2 separate regions of the Mus musculus genome follow, and region 1 is linked to region 2. The links are chromatin loops, found by intact Hi-C in ENCODE. Cell type or tissue: heart. All regions are shown on one strand. Links, peaks and the distances in the headings refer to the core of each region. The heading gives the core; the rest is flanking DNA.

What was found. Peaks named below come from ENCODE experiments on the same cell type or tissue, not always from the same donor. Only the 100,000 strongest peaks of a DNase experiment are listed, where the experiment ranks them.
Region 1: it touches region 2 in a loop (5-fold over the local background); 1 of 42 quality-filtered maps calls a loop at or near these places.

The regions. Positions count from the first base shown.
Region 1 is chr3:68,537,953-68,547,628 of GRCm38, forward strand. The region is part of intron 5 of Iqschfp (Iqcj and Schip1 fusion protein); the gene reads left to right. All of the region lies in intron 2 of Schip1 (schwannomin interacting protein 1), which reads left to right. It overlaps Gm22073 (a small nuclear RNA gene), which reads right to left; the gene lies at 9,568-9,676. Among named protein-coding and RNA genes, the nearest start is that of Gm22073, 4.9 kb to the right of the region's middle. In heart, for the core only: a CTCF peak has its summit at 5,418 (motif pointing left); DNase peaks (open chromatin) are centred at 5,189, 5,299 and 8,069; H3K4me3 peaks cover 547 bases; H3K27ac peaks cover 1,960 bases.
Region 2 is chr3:68,232,850-68,242,525 of GRCm38, forward strand. All of the region lies in intron 4 of Iqschfp (Iqcj and Schip1 fusion protein), which reads left to right. All of the region lies in intron 1 of Schip1 (schwannomin interacting protein 1), which reads left to right. Among named protein-coding and RNA genes, the nearest start is that of Schip1, 170 kb to the left of the region's middle. In heart, for the core only: no CTCF peak of the experiment used is centred there; no DNase peak of the experiment used is centred there.

The DNA.
Region 1 (9,676 bases), core at 998-8,997, 310 kb after region 2:
GTGCTGAGCTCTGGCTCTGGGAAGAGCGAGAAGTGCTCTCGTCCATGGAACCATCACTCCAGAACCATAGTTTTCTTAAGAATCAACTGAGGATCAAATGAGAGATATTTAAAGCAAGAAGGAATGGACTCCAGTATGTTCTCCATATACATTTTGTCATCTTTTCTATAGTAAGCAACTTCATAAATACCTCATCAACATATTGCCTTAAGTCTTTAAAGAAAACAGATCCATCCACTATAGTTTAAATCTCTTGGAGTCTTTTCTCCTAAAAGAAGCTAGCTATCCAATCAGTATTGATTTCATATTTACGTATATCTCATCATCACTATGTAGTCCTGGCTGGCTTGGAACTCACTGTGTAGACCAGGCTGGCCTCAAACTCACAGATACCCACCAGCTTCTGCCTCCTGAGTGCTGGGATTAAAGGCAAGCACCACCACCTTCCATGTCTCACTTGAAATTTTCTTTTATAAACAGTGTCTATGCATTTCCTCATTTTTATTCCCACCCCCCAAACATCTCTAGAGGACAGAAAAAAATAACAACAACAAAAAAAAAACAAACCCAAGATTTTAATGTAACAATGAAAATAAAGGACTTGGCACTGTGCCTAATATCTGATAATCACACAACATGTTAACAAATTTTATGGCTACAATTAATCATTTTATTGCTGTTGTCACAATTCTGATTGAAGAAACCCAATCTTCAGTAATTAGGGATACTATGATTATAAAACTCATGCATAAAAATGCAGTTCTACAAATTTACAAGTAGTCTCTCACTTGTACCAATTAAAAACCAAAAGAACAAACAAATAAATATTGTTTCTCGGCTTAGTTAGTGTTTCTATTGCTGTCATGTAACACCAGGACCAAGAGGAACTAGGGGAAGAAAGGATTATTTCAGATGACCTGTGCTGATCACAGACTTCCATGAAGGGAAGGCGGGGCAGGAACCTGGAGGCAGGAGGTGATGCAGAGATCACGGAAGAGCTGCTTACTAATGCTTGCTCCTCAGGGCTTGCTCAGCCTGCTTTCTTACTTGAGTCAGGACCACCAGCCCAGGGGTGGCAACACCCACGTGAGCTGGTACTCCTCCCACCCCACGCCAGTTATTAGTTACGAGTGTGTATCACAGATTTTCCCACAGGTCATTCTGGAAGGAGCATTTTCTTAGTTGCAGTTTCCTTAAAGGACTCTACCTTATATCAAATTGACATAAAACTTACCAGTGCATTACTAAACACCCTTTAAGTACTGGGAGGGCTGCATACATTAGCTCATTTAATCTATTAATATTCTTTTGCAAATATAATGTGAGCTTTTATTTTATAGTTGAAGAGGCTGGAAATAAGAGTCTAAATCACTTAACTTTAGTAGAAACTTAAGAAAGTAGCCCTGTTACAGCTGGAAAACATTTTCTTAGTTCCAGGAAAGCTGCCAGGTACAGGAGGCAAAAGCAGTGGTCTTGAATAGATGAGTTTTCACTTTTAAAAGGAGGTTTCATGCCCAGCTTTTTTTTTTTTAAGTCCCAATTCCTCTCCACATCCAAGAGGCAACCTTTCTAATATAATGTATGTAGGTGGAATTCACTCTGTAAGCTATGAGTGGGATTTTAGCGGTATGATGACTGACGTCCTCGATCCCCATTTATAAGTGACTCAACATCTTAAAAGCAGCTGATGTGTCCCTGATGCCTCAGATGACTGTGGAAACAGAAACAGTGGACAAACACAGGCTTGGCAGTCTCAGATTGTTACTGCAAGAGACTGATGTTCCAAATGACAAAGCTTCACAGGGGTAGGATTTTATTTCACAAGGAACATGGAAAAAGTGTGAGGTCTGCTACCTAAGACAGCTTCAAGAGGGCTGAAGTCTCTCTGCCTTAGTGTTAGCTGTGGATTTCGAGTTGTCTTCCCGCCCATCCTCAATTTCCTGGTTTCTGCTTATGCTCCAAGATGGCTGCTTAAGCACCTGTCATCATGTAATACAATGAAAAGGGGGCACTTTACAAACGTGGAAAACTGATAATTTTGCTAGAGAGAGGAAAGGGTTAGCCGGGTAGCATGGAGAGATTGCTTCCATTACTGCACTTGTTCCAGGATACCCTGTTTTCTGCTACCTTGAACAGGAATCCTGAAACATATGTGGATCCCAAACTTCTCCTCTGGCCACTTGATTTTGAGTGAATGACTGAAGTCCTTAGAAACCTGTATTTTTGTAAAAAGGAAAGCAGGGAGTGGTGATAAATTCCTTGCTTGGCACACACTTGAAGTTTATCCACAGAACCCATGTGAACGTGCCAAGCCAGGGAGCACTGGTCTTACCATCCCAGCTCTGGGGTCACAGGCAGAAGGATCCTGGACTCACTGGTCAGCCAGTCTAACCTGATTGTTGAGTTGAAGGCCAACAAGAGAACTTGCCTCAAAGGAAGTGCATAGTGCTCTTGAGCATGGTGCCTGGAGTCTTCCAGCCTCCACACATGCATCATCATCACACACAGATGTAAGCTGCAGCAAAGGAAAAGCAAAGAGGGGCCATGACTTTAAGTGTTTAGTAGCTCCTTTGAGAGTGCCTAAAGTCTCCCCTCCGGAGTGGACCATCCCCGAATCACATGCATTAACCCTGTAATTACTCTCAGAATCTTCGGGCTTATCTAAGATTCCCAATCAGAGATAACAGACCCTGTGTGAGGGTAATGGGTTTGCAAGGTCTTGCAACCTGCTTTCATCAGGGTATACCTGGGGAATCTTGTCACAGGTGGGAATAAATACAGACAGTGAGAACGCATGGAGATCTGACTGCTTCTCTGGTTTTGTAGGTCACAGCATGCTTTCCTCCTAAGGAATATTGAGATTAGGGTCCTGGCAACTATTTGAATGCTAAAATCATTACCTGTGTTACACATACACCTGAGAGTCACCTGAAGGACAGGTTTCATCCATCACCTGTTTACAGATGGAGAGAACGTCACCCAACTCCAAGAGCATTGCCACAATTTGAACGGAGTTGATGGAACTCTACCTCTTCAAGAGGTCTTTAGAATGGAATAAACTAAGGAAAGTTGAGAGGTGGCGTCAGTTTTGCCTGTTCCCTGGAGTCATATGTCATCCCTTGGTATCCTCTGGGGACTATCCCAAGACTCCCCATGGTTACCAAGATGCACAAGTGCTCATTTCCCAAGTAGTGTACATGCGCAGCCCATTACCTACAGCTCCCCAAATGATGAGCCCTTGGTCGATTGCATAGAATAACAAATACGGAACAAACATGATGCAAGTTTTTACACTAAGCTCTTTAGAGAATAATCACAAGGTTAAGATCTGTACATGTTCACCACAGACACAGCTTTAAAGTTATGACATTGATTTACGTCTGCATGTGTGCGCTATAGCACGTGAGTGGAGGTCAGAGGACAGTTTGCAGGAATGAAGGGGATCCTGGAGATTGGTTTTAGGTCATCAGGATTGGCAGTAAGCACCTTGAGTCCCCAGGAACCTTCTTAGAAGGCCTAAATGTCGTCATCATTGTTGTTGTTTAAAAAAAGATGTATTTAATGTGTGTGAGTGCTTTGCTTTCACTGTATTTGTGCACTATGTTCAGGCATGGTGCAGAAGGCGGTCAGAAAAGATGTGAGGGAGAGCTGAAAGCCACTGTATGGGCACTGGGAGCCGTACCCTGTCCTCTGGAAGAGCAGCCAGTGCTCTTGGCCACCACACCTACCCTCGATCCTTCTTAGAAATGGTTTTTTATCTGCAGTTGATCCACAGATGCCATCTTCAGTGCTGTGGAGAGCTGGCTGTGTTAGCGATCGATCCCTTTGGTCCCTTACTGATTCTCTGCTGAGTTCCAAAGCAAACCGTCTTTGCACATGAAGGAAATGCCTAGGCCTTTGAGCTCTGAGGGCCTGACACTGCTTCGGGCTGATAAGCAATGGGCATCAGAAGACAACTGGAGTGCAGGCCTGTCCTCCACCCTCTCGGCTTTCCAGGCACAGTGGCAGGAGCTCCCTGCTCTTGTAAAACAAGAGGATATAATTTTGATCAACACTTTAAAAAAAAACCACGTCTACTGACGAGCACATGGGAAGGAAGATGAACCAGCAATGATACGTTCTGCACAGCAACTGTAAAGGAGAGAAGCCTTGAGTATATATAACGTCCTCCTCCCCAGTCAGGAGCTGGGTCCATGGCCTTTAAGTCATCCTGCAGAGTTTTGGTGTCCCCCCAGTACAGGTTGGTCTGGCATGAAACTTGCAGCTTTTGAACATACAACTCAGTTGCTTTCCCACTTGAAACGCTTTGTCCCCTCAGTGTGTTATGTAAGTTGCCACTAAATGCAAATATGAAAAAAATCCATATTCAACCTGGCTTCACAGAGAAGAGATTTGGCTTTTAAACAGCTAGGACGTTCTTTAGAAAACGCTTCTGGGTATATGGCTGAAGCTCAAGGGAAGAAAGCCGTTCCACAAAGCTCTGGGTTCTATTTCCAGCATGGGATGCACACACACACACACACACACACACACACACACACACCCCTGCACACACTCATACCTGCACACACACATGATTTAGAATGTGTTTTCTTCTTTTACTTAATAGAATTTTTCTCAGAACTGTATCATTTTTATTAAAGCCCCTGCTGTGTTTCTTGCAGTCAGCTTCATTTTATAGCTATCCCACATTGCCACACCTGGTTGTTGCCAGAGTATGGATCATATGACTCCAGAGTAAGTTTCTTATCTAATTGGAAGAAAAGATGGGTAGGGGGACTTCCAGGAACTCTGTCAGAAGAATCAGTTGTCCTTAGCAAATTTCCTTGCCTCTCCCCATTCAATCTTCTAGTTTATTTCAATTATTTAAGTTTGTATGTGTGTATACAAATGTGTGAATGCAGGTGCCTGTCCTGCGGGGTCCAGAAGCTGTTAGATTTCCCCTCCCCCAATCTTTATGGGTGCTTGTGAGTACTGAGAACTGAATAGTCCTCCTTACAAGACCAGTGCTGGTTTTTAGTTGCCTGCTGAGCCACCTCTTCAGTCCCCGCCCCTACCCTCATTCCCACCTCCATCCCATTTTATCTCTTGGCTCTCACTGCCCAAATAAGGTCATATTTCTTTGAACTGGCAGCCTGGGCTATGCTGTGGGAGGTATTATGTAAATTAGCTTGGGCTGCAGCACAAACTCCAGCATCAGATCATCGTCTCAGAGCACCCAGGCTTTGCAGGAGGACGTCAGGCACCCAAATGAAAGTTAAAGTTACTGCTAAGAGGAGGGCCTGTATATGGAAGGGGCTACAATAGTAATTAGACTCGGGCTGCTGTGGGCATCTCTCCAGCAACGCCCTGAGCACCGGGCCCCGCCCTAGGTGCCAGGGCTCCTGGTTTCACTCACAACTTTTGGGAATCTGCTGACCCCTAGTGTCTTCAATAAAGCATTGACTGTAAAATCTAAAGACTCACTTCCCACCTCCTCCCTCACAGAAGCAGCCCCAGAGCTATGCTATTCACAGAAGAGGGTGGTTGTGAGCCAAATAAACCATGAGTTTAATGAGAAGCCTTCTGATCCACTTTAAGACACAGCACCCGGGGGGATGGTGAGATGGTTCAGCAGGTAAGACCACCGACTGCTCTTCCGAAGGTCCTGAGTTCAAATCCCAGCAACCACATGATGGCTCACAACCATCCGTAAGGAGATCTGACACCCTCTTCTTGAGTGTCTGAATACAGCTACAGCGTACTTACATATAATAAATGAATTAATTTTTTTTAAAAAATAACACAGCACACAGACTCCCATGTGGTGGCTTCCTACCTGTGAATCTAACACATAACAGGTTAAGGCGGGGTTTCTGTGACTTTGAGGCCAGCCTGAACTACTGGTGAGTTTTAGGGCCAGCCTGGGGTATAAAGTGAGATTTCCCCATCTCAAAAACAAAAGGCTAAGCAAACATGCTGGGGCTTTCCTGACCATTACTCTAAGAACTTTATGCAAACCTGGTCCAGATCTGGTCATCTCTGTTAATCATGTCCAAGTGGGTCTCTTCCCAGGACGCAGGATATCCTTTTGGAGGTAGGGCGTAGGTATGTGATGAAGACCTACACTCTTAGTGGATAGTGCCTGGGTAGATGAAGACCACCACTATTATTCCAGCATTGAAGAGGCAGATGCAGGAGGAGCTCAAGTAGGAAGCCCGGCTGGGCTGCATATAGCAAGTTCCCCACCAGCCTGACTGTAGGGAAACGGTTTAAAATAAAATAAGTAATTAAATAAATAAAGGTAGATTGATAGATAGGCAGGCAAACACATAAATAAGACACTGTGATAAAGTGAGCAGTCAATTGTGTTTGTAAACTGTATGGTATACAAAGTATTCCAGTATCCCAGAAGATACACCTGAGTGGCTGTTTGGTGCTGTGGGCTAGCTACAGTGTGCCCACACTGGTGCTGTGGGCTCACTGTGTGGGTTTTTATTACACTGTATCAGCTTGTGCTGCCACTGGGAGCCAGACCTGAGCCGCTGGTGAAGATGTGTTACCTCCAGCCTTCCTCTGGCCTGTGTGCTTGGAGGCACAAGACTTCCCCTGCTTTCCCGGATTTGAGTTGTAGGGGGCAGGGGGAAGACAGAGACAAGAAGATGACACCCAAGGGGGAAAAAAAATAGAGAATCTGTCTTTGATTTGTTTTGCTTGTAGCCAATTTCTAAGGCACGTGTGAAATGAGGCAGCTCTCCAGCTAGGAGGAATTCTGCACAAAGCAGGGGTTAGAAATGAACAGCTATGATCTTTGGAGGGCACTGAAGGACAGATAGAATCTCTCAATCTGGGAACTGAGGAATGTTCTGGAAAACAGGCAGGTGTTTGCCAGCTGGTTGGTTTTAGCAAGCAGAGCCACTGTTGCTGCTAACCAAGTGTCACACCGCTCGCTGCCCAGCGGCCAATGCATCCACTGCTGGGATGGCCTCGTCCAGCCCTTGCTGCCTCTTCCCACAGTGGAGGAGAGCGCCCACAGATGAGCTGCAGCCTCAGTGGCTAAGTGAGGCCCTGGGAGGAAGCTAAGCTATGGCTGTGTGCAGTGACTGGAACAGCCGAGCAGACGTCAGCATGTCTTGTGCCTGTCACTAGATTAGACACACCAAGTGAGTTTGCCACTATGAAGCCTTTGATGTAGATGGTAGACATTAGGTATTTGTTCTGCCTTTCCATGGACAACCTTGGAGTTCATCTTTGTGACACATAGATTTCTTGCAGACATGGGAACTGGGACTGTATTCAGTCAATGCTAAGTGGGAGCTGTAAAAAGCCAAGACACTTGCAGAGCATTTAAAAGTTGTGGACTCTGTGTGTGTGTGTGTGTGTGTGTGTGTGCAGGGAGGGAGGGATGGAGGGAAAGAGGGAGGAGAGAGAGAGCGCACTGCACAGGCTTTGGGGTTCAGCTTTCTTTCTACTAGTGGATCTTGGGGATGGAACTCAGGTCATCACTCTTGGCAGCAAGCCCCTTTACCTGCTGAGCTGTCTTACCAGCCCTGACTATATCTCATTATAGGCTCATATTTGTATTCATCTCCCCCTGCCCCGATGCCATTTCTCCCTGTCCCCTCCCTCTGCCTTCTATGGATGATCTGAGTTTGCATCTGCATTTGTCCTGTGTCCCAGTACGTGGAGAGGTTAGCATGCTTTTCTAAGTGCTGTCTATGGTTCTGTGGAAGAACCAACCACCAGGAAGATTACAACAATATGAGGGGTTTTTAAAAAGGATTTTTAGAATGTTGTTCTTTGTATGCTTCTGTCTTTATCGTTTTCCTGGTTTGTTGTTGTCGGTTTTTTTGGGGTTTTGTTTGTTTGCTTGTTTGCCTGGGGGGTTGGCTTTTTGTTTTGTTTTGTTTTTTGTAGATTGGGTTTTTTTTCCTCCCCCTCCTCCAAATTAGTGTGTGTTTGTATCTATGTTGAGTGGATGATCTCTAATTAGGAGTTCCCTGGAGAAGCGTAATCAGCCTGGGAAATGTGGGGAACAGTGGCAGGAAAGCTGTTTGATTTTGGCAAGAAAAGCAGTGAGTCCTCACCCTTCCTGGCTGTGTGTGGCAGCTGTGCCTCTCTGTCCCGAGGAATGTGGGCCAAGCCCCAGGGCCAGTCTTGACACCTTGTCTGTGAAGGCCTCCCCTCACCCGGGAGGCAACCGTCGGCCTCCCTTTGTAAAGATGAAGAAACTGAGGCTGAGCTACACTGACCTTTGCCCAAGGCATAGCTACTTCAGGACACTACCAAGTTTCAAAACGCAGCCATTTCTAACTTGAGCATCCTGTTTTTCCATTGTACCAACTGTCCCAGCCTTCAGGTTTTTGTCTTGGAGCTAAAATTATGAAGAACAGTGAACATTTGTTCAATGAACAGACAGCTTCTTTAGAACCCTTCTGTTTCCGCAGAGGATTTGTTTAGTTTTCGTTTTAATTAGCAGCCGTGAACAATAAGCACGCCCTGGGTCGTCGCTTCATGACCAGACACCACTATCCAGTGTGAACAGTGCTGGCCGGGTTTGTGTTTAGACTGACATCAAGTATCCCCAGAGCTCGTGTCTCTAGCTGCATATGTAGCAGAAGATGGCCTAGTTGGCCATCATTGGGAAGAGAGGCCCCTTGGTCTTGCAAACTTTATATGCCTCAGTATATCCCTCACAGGGGAACACCAGGGCCAAGAAGTGGGAGTGGGTGGGTAGGGGAGTGGGTGGGGGGAGGGTATGGGGGAATTTTGGGATAGCATTTGAAATGTAAATGAAGAAAATACCTAATAAAAATATATATGGAAAAAAAAGAATTGTTTTTCTACCCTGAGCCTGAGCTGCTCGTCCATTCTTTCTTGCTAATGGAACCTTAGCTGACTGGGAGCAGCAGTATAGCACTGTATTTCCTACAGTCTTTCTGGGGCTAGAGCAGCGGCTCTCTACCTTCCCAGTGCTGTGACCCTTTAATGCAGTTCCTTCATAACTGTAATTCTGCTACTGTAATGAACTGTAATATAAACATCTGATATGCAGGATATCTGATCTATTACCCCAAAGGGATCAAGACCCAAGGGTCGATTATCTCTGGGCAGAACCCTGGTGTAGTGATTAAGAGCACTGATTTTGCAGAGGACCCAAGTTTGGTTTATAGCACCCACATTGGGTGACTCACAACTGTCTCTAACTCCAGCTTCAGGGGGTCTGATGCCCTCTTCTGGCTTCTTTGAGTATATATATACACACACACACACACACACAGAGAGAGAGAGAGAGAGAGAGAGAGAGAGAGAGAGAGAGTAAAATCACAAGGTGTGATGGCATACACCTTAAATAAAATCCCAGCACTTAGGAGACAGAGACAGGCACATCTGAGTTCCAGGCCAGCTCAGGCTACATAGTGAGATTCTGTCTCAAATAAACAAATAAAATCCTTTATGGTCATGTGACATAATTTGGCCAGTGGTTGTTGTTTCTCTGAGATACCTATTAACATGGCTGGCTTAGCTGGCCAGTATCTTTGTTTGTTTGTTTGTTTGTTTGTTTGTTTGTTTGTTTTAATTCTATTAAGGGGGTATAATATTTTTCAAGGTACTATAATTCCAGAGTTATGTGTGGCATGTGGGTCAAGCAAGCTCCTATTCTCCCTTCCTGCTCCAAAAATCCTCCTAAACGATT
Region 2 (9,676 bases), core at 884-8,883:
TCTGAGACGTAGGAGTTCCTACCAGTTTAGTGGCCTCATGTTCGATTCTGCAGCCCAGCCCAGCAAGCTGGCAAGAAAAAGTATAATGTAATCCATGTTTTTGCTTTTAATAAGCATTTTGTTGCCTGATGTGATTTGAGGAAACAGTAATTAGTATATTTAACATCAATGGTTTAACTCTATCATGAATAAAATTCTCACCCAACCTGAATAAGAGAACACAAAGTGTATACTCAGTGGTCCTTCTAAAGAATTTCAGAAAGTCAGAAAGACAGAGGAGGGGACAGCTTGGGGATGGTGGCTGGTAAAAGAGCCAAATGACAATGAGCAAGCTAAAAGGGAATGGTTTTGGTCCAGGATATATATATATGCACATAGGTATAGTGGGGTGGGGAGGGTCCCTGTAAGCTCAGAAAGCTGACTGTATTCCTGATGTAAGGCATTGGACATGATACTTCGCATTAGCCAGATGAAAACCTGATGCTTTTCCCACAGCATCCCTGAAAAAAGTATGTTGGAGACTAGAAGTTAAGCACACATGGCGTTATCCTTCTTGACACTCACCGCACTTCACAAAGCCATTGTCTCTGTTGCCTGCTTAGATAAAAGCATATACCTATCCATATGACTAATCATCTCTCTAAAAAAAATCCATACTCTTAAAAGGAAAGATTGATCATGAAGTACAAGAAGTTAAATTCTGAGGCTGCAAGAGAAGCGGTCTTCTAAACACAAGTCACTGAAGCTGAAAGATTCTCTGAGATGAAGGAGGAGTCAAGGGGGACCCACTGAACACAGTTCATGAATTTAATCATCTTGTTGAGCATCCTGACCTGCAGGTACTAATTATAAAGCACTGTGAAAATTATGGCAAATGACTCTCTTATTAACTCTTTTACATAAATATGTATTTCTTAAATGGGAATAGAAATAGATATTATTTTCAGTTTGCTTTTCTCCTACACATACACATTAGTGACTGAGGAGTAAGAAAAGACACAAAAGCCATCAAAATTCCACTCTATAGCCTATCTCCAAAATGCGAAACAAGGTTTAATCTAGGCAATGATTCTTGGGATCAAGCTGAGACCAGACGGCCTCTTGGACCCTTGAAGCTCCACCCTGAAGCAGATGTGACAGTGGCAGTCTTTCTAGTGCCCAACAGTGAGTGGTGTCTTTCTGTTGAGTGACAGATGAGCAAAAAGCCAGGTAATGGGATAGGATGGTGAGAGAATAGGAAAGGTGACATGGGAGAGGCAGCCGATAGAGAGGTAGAGTCGGGACTACCTTGCTTCAATTTAAAAGGAAATAAGCGAGAACTCTTAAAATGAATGTCATCTCTCTACAAAATGTAAACCATATATTCAACCTATCTTCAAGTCAGCCTCTCACACAATTAGTTTGGCTACAGTTTGGGTACCACCGACATGACTCCCACTGTCTTCACTAGCCATTAACCAAACAGCTGTTTCTGGGAATTTTTTTCCTAAATGAATTGAAATTTGGGAAGCACTTTCATGAATGGCTCTTGCTATTTTTCCCTTCTCTGTCAAAGATGCTGCTTGGTAATTTTCAGCATAAAAGCAAAGGATTGTTGGCTGAGGTATAATACATTTAATCTGCAGCAAGTAGTGAGAAAAGCAGAACCATTCTAAGGGACGATCAAGCTCATCTGTCCCATGATATAAATGGATTATCAATCACACTTTGTCTCTGTGGGAAATCGCAGTTCCTTGTTGCCCAGATGCTCCTGTGTGCTATTAAGCCAAGTGCTGAAACAACAGGAGGAGATGCTTGCATCAATCTCAGTCCTAGATAGGACCATCGGGACCCCAAATACAGCCAAAGGCTCCAGAAATGTGAGTTACTGTCAGCCTCTTACACATCACTACATGAAGGCATACTGAATTGGAATTTACAAAATTGGTGATTAAATTAATAGCATTTTAACATTTCGTGTTTACTTTCTGCTCAATGACAAGTTTAAAGTCATGGGCATAAAACATGTAAATATGTATGTATTCATGAGTGTGTAATATTCTGTCATACTATGACAGTTTGATCAACAGTGACTAGTATTTTCAAGGATAAGAGCACGGTCTTATTGTGACATGGTAAGCAGAGGCCAGAAAGTCCAAATGTAGAGTCTCTTTGCTGTCCAATGAATTTATAAAAGAAAAAAGATGTTTTCACTGAATCTATAATATTGTAAACATCCAACAGAATAAAATAACAAATATGGGACTTTTTTATGGTTAGTGGGATTCTGAGACTGAGTCTCGTCCTGAAGCCCAGGCTAACCCATGATGGTCTCAAAGTTTTTTCAGTCCTCCTACCCAAGTGCACAAGCCACTTCATCTGTAAACAAGGGAAAGGTTTGTTGCACTTATAATGTACAACAGAAACTAATACAGGCTAAAGACAAACATCGTCCTCTCATGCTTAAAAATGGTGGTGGGAAGCTGGATGCAGTGGGGCACATATCTAATCTCAGCCTGCCTGCAGCAAGATGAGAAGTCGAGCCAGAACTGCCCAGAACTAGCTGACCAGCTAACCTGCAGTACGGAGTACACTGATAGAAACAAAAGGGACCGTGTCACAGAGAGGGTGAAAGTGAAGAACTTAACCCAAACGTTGTTCTCTGAGCCCCACACATGAGCTCTGTCATGGGCGTACACACACATACACACACACACACACACACACACACACACACACACACACACACACACACACACGCACGCACACGCTGACAGTGGTTAGGACCAGAGTAAGTCAGTTCTATTTTAATGAAAGTGAACACCTGTAGTCATATGCTATTCTGATTAACTGAGAATCATAGGTCAGGTATGCCATGGTGCTGGTAAGCCAGATCAGCCTGCTAAGCACACAAAAGAATCTCAGGGACCCAGGTGGAGACAGCCAGTTAATATCAAAGCATTTTTTAAAGCCAGGACTAAATGGGAGGGTCCGTGTGAGATACAGGATAATCTCCTCTACACATCGCTGATAGAATTTTAAAATCCAGCTTTTGTACCTATATTTAATATAGGTATTTACTAAAAATTCAATGAAAGACTTAACTTAAATAGCGCTCATTTTGCACTTTCCATGAGAAAAGCAAAGGAACCTGAAAAACAGTTACCCTGCTGATTAAAATCACGCACTGCCTATGAATTAAAACGATTGACCATTCAGAGAAACAATTACAAAGCTCTACAATGTGTTAGCACAGAATCCCATCAGTTGTCTGCCTGAGCCCCGGCAAAGCGTCTCTTTCCATTCCTCCAGCTCATTAATTCCCAAGCTGTGATATTAGGGATGATAACATTTAGTTTTTCAGCGTGTTGCCTACTCCTCTTCCTTTTGTTTTTAAAGAGCAAGTGGGCATTTTACCTCCTGGCCATGAGCAGTCATCTCGGCACTCTCCTTGGAGACTAAGCATTGCCTTCTCTGTCTGACCTTGAGGACTATGCCCAGCTTTTTTTTTTTCTTGGTCAAATAAAAGCAGAGTTCTCAAATTCAATGTTCAGTTCCATGATGGTTTCAGGAAATCCATTTTCCTCTACTCCCTCTTAGTCCTGAACAGCTAGTATTGCCTGGCAGGATCTCAAGGTGGCTTTTAGAGGCTAAAGGACATGGAACAAAGGGCCAGACTTGGGAACCTGGTGCCCTGACCACCTACTTCACTTACAGATTTAGTAATTGCTACTTTTAAGTGGTTCCATTTCTTGGGCTCTAGAATACATGAAAGCACACATAGGACCAGCCACCTATAGCAGACCATTTGGGAGAAGGCATTCTGGGAAGTTCTGGGATGCTGCATGTTGTTAGAAAGCCACTTATTTAGAACTTAAATTGTGAGGAAGAGGGCTGTTAAAACATCCCTTAGTACTTACCCAGGTTCCATAAGAAATACAGGTACCCGTGACCCTATTGAGAAGAAGAACATACTTGTGGCTGAAAGGGTATGGACTTTGGCATCAAATATATAGTCTGAATCTCAGTTCTCTTCTCTTCTCTTTATGATCATGAGCAAGTGGCTCTTTTTCTGTGTCCTTATGTCTAAGACCTACCACACAATGTCTCCCCAGCAGTGTGTTACAAGAACTTAAAGTCCATATGTATAACGTTCTTGAGGGACGTTGATAAGTGGCAGACATATTGTTTTCAGAAACAATTGGCCATCAAAGAACACTTCGTGTGTATTAGCTGCTGAAGTCCTCACTACTAATTCTGTTCCTTCAGGCAAAGACCCAAGAACCTGTATCTCACAATGCCCATTTGTAGCTTGCATAAACCTTTACCAGTTATTATCTCCAGGGATGTCAAGTGAATACACCATGGGCTTAGGAAGCGAAAGTTTCATGACTACAAAGACTTGTTTCATGTTTTCATGGTATGATGTTTAAGTATGCAGTGAACTTACTACAATTAGTCAAATTAACACATTTATCTCTTCATATACCCACCATTAGTGTGTGGCAAGGGCACTCATGATACACTCTATTAGCAAATTTCAAATGTGTGATGCTATGTAATAGATCCCTAGAAGATTTTCATGCTCATAATTGAAACTGTATATTTTCACCAGTATCTCCCCATTGCCCGGCCTCCATCCCTGAGGGCTACTGTTCTACTCTCTGCTTCTCTGAGTTTGGTTTTTTAGATTCCACCTTCGATGAAAATTACCAAATACATGACTATAACATGATGTTTTTCAGGTCAGTTCATATTATTGAAGATGGTAGAGTTTTCTTATTCCTGGAGACTGAATAAAGTAGTAGTGTGTGTTTCTATAAATAACAATTTTTTGCCATCCCCTCTTGATGGACACTTGGGCTTTCCCGACCACCATACCTGTCGTGAGCTGTGTTTAAATCAGTATGATACTGCTAATGTCTCTCTGAGACACTGATATCATTTCTTTTCAATAAATAGACAGAAGTAGGATTAGAGGACCATGCTATAATTTATAGCATACTTGTAATTTTATTGGGGAATAATCTCTAAATTTCTTTCCACAATAGCCACTGTAATTTACATTCCCTACCACAAAAGACAAGGTTCCTCTTCCCTTCACTTCCTCACCAGAACCTCTGACTTTTGTAAAGGTCACCGACAGGGGAGAGAGGTGATCTGACCTTGTAGTTTTGCCAGCTGTGGTTACTGATGCTAAGCAGTGCTTTAGACTCCTATTGGCCAGTTTGTATCTTGTTTGAGAAAACATCTCTTCAAATTCTTTGCCCACCTTTACATTCTGGTTGTCACTTCTTTAACTACAGAGTTTCTTACATATTTTGGAGATAATCTCTCACCAAACACATTAGCAAGCAAGTTCTTCTTCGTGGCAGTTTACCTTCTCAGCTCTGTCGTCTGTTGCTTCTTATCTGTGCTGAAGTGTTTTCATTTGCTGTCACTCCCACTGATACCATTTTACCTTTTTCAAAAAAAAAAAAAAAACCTGTACTTTGAGGTCATATCCAAAAATAAATTATTGCCAAAACCAATGTCAAGGAGTTTGTGCCCTCTCTGTTCTTCTAGAAATATTTGCTTTCATATCCCAGGACTTTTTTTTTTTAATTATTTTGTTGAAATAGAGTTTCATGGTGTTAAGGCTCAGCCTCAAATTTCTTATGTGGCCAAGGCTGGTCTTGAATTCCTGATCCCCCTTTCTTTATCTCCCAAATTTTACAATTTCAGACAAGTGTTATCATGCCCAGCTTAAGAAACCAAACACAAACAAACAAACAAACAACACTGAATGTTTTACCTGCTTGTATGCATGTATACCACTTCTATGCCTGGTGCCTTCAGAGGATGGAATACGGTGTCAGATCCTCTGGAACTGGAGCTACAGACGGTTGTGAACCACCATGTGAGTACTAGGAATGAAACTGAAGTCCTCTGTAAGAGCAAATGCTCCAACCACTGAACTAATGCTGTATCCCCAACTCCCAGCTTTTAGATCTCACAACTTTTGAAGTCTTAGGAATATCTTCTAGTGCCAAAAAAAGGCATCTCTTCAGAAAAGTGGTCCTGTTGAGTATCTGCTTCTCATAACTAGTATCAGGAATCTACATACAGGGGGTTACTTGTGTCACATAACGGCACAGGGAAGGACAGCTGGAGCTTGATCAGCTCCTCTGTGGCACCATCATGGATGCCATAGGCTTTTCCTATCTACTTGCTATTTTCCTCAGTGTGTAGCTTTTGTTTTCATGGATTCTGTACAAATATAGACCACAAAGGAAGAAAGAAAGGAGGAAGGTAGGTTTTTGTTCCTATTGGCATCTCATAAGCCAGATTTAGATAATATAACCACCTAGTAGCCCAAGAGTCTGGAGGAAATGTAGACATACTTTTTTTTTATCAAAGAAAACAGTGATTTAACAAGGAAGAGGGCTGGAGAGATGGCTCAGCAGTTTAGAACATCAGCTGCTCTTACAGAGGACCCTGGTTCAATACCCAGTACCCACACAGCATTTCACAATGCTCTGTGACTCCACTTCCCAAGGATCTCACACCCTCATACAGGCATTCAGGCAGGCAAAACACCAATGCACATTAAATAAAAATTTAAAAATAGGATTCCTTTATATGAGAGATGGACAGAGGGGGAGGAAGGCAGGGAGAGGAGATGAGTGAAAAGGAGAGTGAGGCAGGGAGGGAGAGGGGGGAGAGAGTGGGGAGGGGAAGAGAGAGAGGATGAAAAGGAGAGGGAGAGGGGAAGGGAAGGGGGAGGGGGGGGAGAAGCAGGAATGTTATACTGCCCACAGGGTACAGTAGTGACAATAATCCAAAAATGTCTCTTTGGCAGCTTCAGGAGACAACTTTCAATGGGAAGTCTAAAAACTCTAAAATTGAGAGACAGTTCACCTCTGTGGTTATTGTTTCATTTTGGGTAGTTTTTGTTTGGTTGAGTTTACTCACACTGTGTTTGGGGCTGACAGTTGCCCATGTATCTATTATCCAGACAACACTTCCCTAGCCTCTTGCCCATGGTGAAGATCTGTCTCCACAAGGTAGTTTATGAATAGTCCCCATGTTACTCTGGACCCTTTAAGGGCTTGCCAGTACACTTTGCTGCCTTCTAGACAAGGAATAGTACAGACAATGCAGCTGTCAACAGCCCAATATTTCCCTGTTGCTGTCTCTTCCTCTGAGGTGAAGACTCGCACTTGACTCAAATGCAAATCCTATTCAAATTGTAGGGTTATCTGGAAAGTCCCTGTCTGTGAAATAAAGATAAAACAAATGTAAAAACCACAACTGAGCCTGAAGATTTATAAAAATGAGTAATGTCCATAACCAAGTGTATGTGAATTAAGGCCACCTAAGAAAACTGGCTTCTTGATTGCGAGACATGAATATACCCCTCACCACAAAGACAAATAAAAACTGTTCTGTGCTGACTTTGATCCACTCTCTATATTACTTACTTTTTAAAGGTCTTGTTACACTATGGAGCCCATCTATTGTATGTGAGAAATGACATTTTATCTACCACAATATTTGATCATTAATAAGTTTATCAAGTTAGCTCTAGGAAACTCCACTCTGTTGAAGTATTCCTAGTAACAGGCATGCTTCCTGCATCCATGGGTCTGGTATGATGCTGGGCACGGTGCAGATGTTAATGAGCGTTGGCTGAAGATAAGAAAGATGAGGCATGGCTTTGAAGGCACAGCAGAAGAGACTGATGCTCTCTCAGGACATGGGGCAGTCTCATGACTATGAGGAAAACAGACATCTGGGGAAAAGGGTCACAGAAAGGCCACAGCTCCTTGCGGAGAATGGGCATTCTACCTTGTGCACTTGGCAAGAATCTTAAGAGCCAATTGGCACCGCCAAAGTAGAGATCAGGAACCAACTGTTCAATGCCACGGGGAGAAAGCCCATAGAGAGGATAAATATTTGTTACCAGATCCAGCTCTAACATCCACTTAGATTTATTTTTAAATAATGCAGGCCTTATTAAAGTAATTAGCCTAGCTGTGAGAATTTTGTCCCTGATTCTGGAGTTCCCAAAATAATAGAGCACATGTTGAATAAAAAGATAATTTGTACACTATATTTTTCTCTAGGGTCCTTTTTTTAGTACATGCTTATTTCCCAAATTCATAAATGTTGAGCTAATGTAATGTTTTAATTGCTCTTGCTTCTCTGTACGCAGTGATAGAATGTGAGCTATAATACTGACTCATTTCACATTCTGATTAAATTATTAAAAAAGGTCCTAACTAATTTTTATTTTAATTATACAATACTATTATAATATGTTCTTTCACATTTTGATTTAAAATGTGGCACTAATAGTCAAATCTTGACAAATATTACAATGTTCCTTCTACCCCTCTTGTGTTATTATTGACTCCCTTTGTCATTGTGAGCTCATGACATTCTAAGTGAGAAGTCTGAATATGCATGTGCTTACAGATACCTTTAATGTCAGTCAGATATAAAAGATCCAACATTTCATGCTAATACATCATTGCATAAAAATCAACATTGGATTTATTCAGTCATGCTTATAAATACACTACCAAGGATACTTGTACATACAGTGCAACATCAAAATAAGGAGATGAAAATCCCATCTTCTCCTCTAAAGTAAGGATGCCTCACTCTGGGCTTCATGCAGTGTATTTGCAAAGAGTGCAATTAACAGATACTGAAACCTTAAATGCTTAATATGGGAAAACCTCCATTGCTCATAGATTGTCAGAATTGATATTATGAGAATTACTGTATTACCAAATGTGATCTTTAGATTCAAAATAATTCCCATCAGAATTTCAATGACAGAATTAGATAAAAAATAATTGTAAAATGTATGTAGAAGCACAAAATACCTCAAATAGTCGAATCAAACTTAAGCAGAAAGAACAATGTTAAACATATCAGGACATCTACTCTTAAATTATGCTGGGAATCTGTATGTAGAAGACTAAAACTAGTTCCTTACCCTTTAGTACAAATTAAAAACAACACTTCAAAAATGGGATGAAGACCTTAAGGTAAGACTGGAAGCTCTAAAGGAACGCATGGACAAATGCTTCAAGATATAAGGCTAGACAAGGGACTTTAGAAAGGGACAGTGCAGTGAACAATCCCAAGAACTGACAAATTATGTTTCATAAAATTGAAAAGCTACTGCCCAACAAAGGAAACAGTCAGCCTACAGAATGGAAAAAAATAAGAAGAAAGGGGATTAATATCTAAAATCTTTTGTAGAAACTTCAAAAGTTAAATATCAAATAATGTCATCCAGTCAATATAGGAGCTTTTGAATTGATTAAACAACTCTCAAAGGAAAAACAGACATGAAGAAAACATATTTGAAATGATATTCAACATGCTTAGCCTTTGGGGAAATCCAAATTAGAGCTTCTCTGAGAGCCATCTCACCCTAGACAGAATGTGTGTTCTCAGCATCAAAAATACTGACTGCAGTGGGTGGGGGAAAGATCATGAGACATCAACCCTCCACAAAGATCTACAGGCAACTACGGGGTGCTGAGCAGAAGAAACAGTCTTCTTCAGGGAAGAGCACAACTGGTTGTGCAGTACCAGTGGTCAGCCCTGAAAACATGCATATGTGTAGCATCATACAGTCTGAGCAGGTTATATTTATGAATACATTTGTATATACAAACATAAAATCATGTAACAA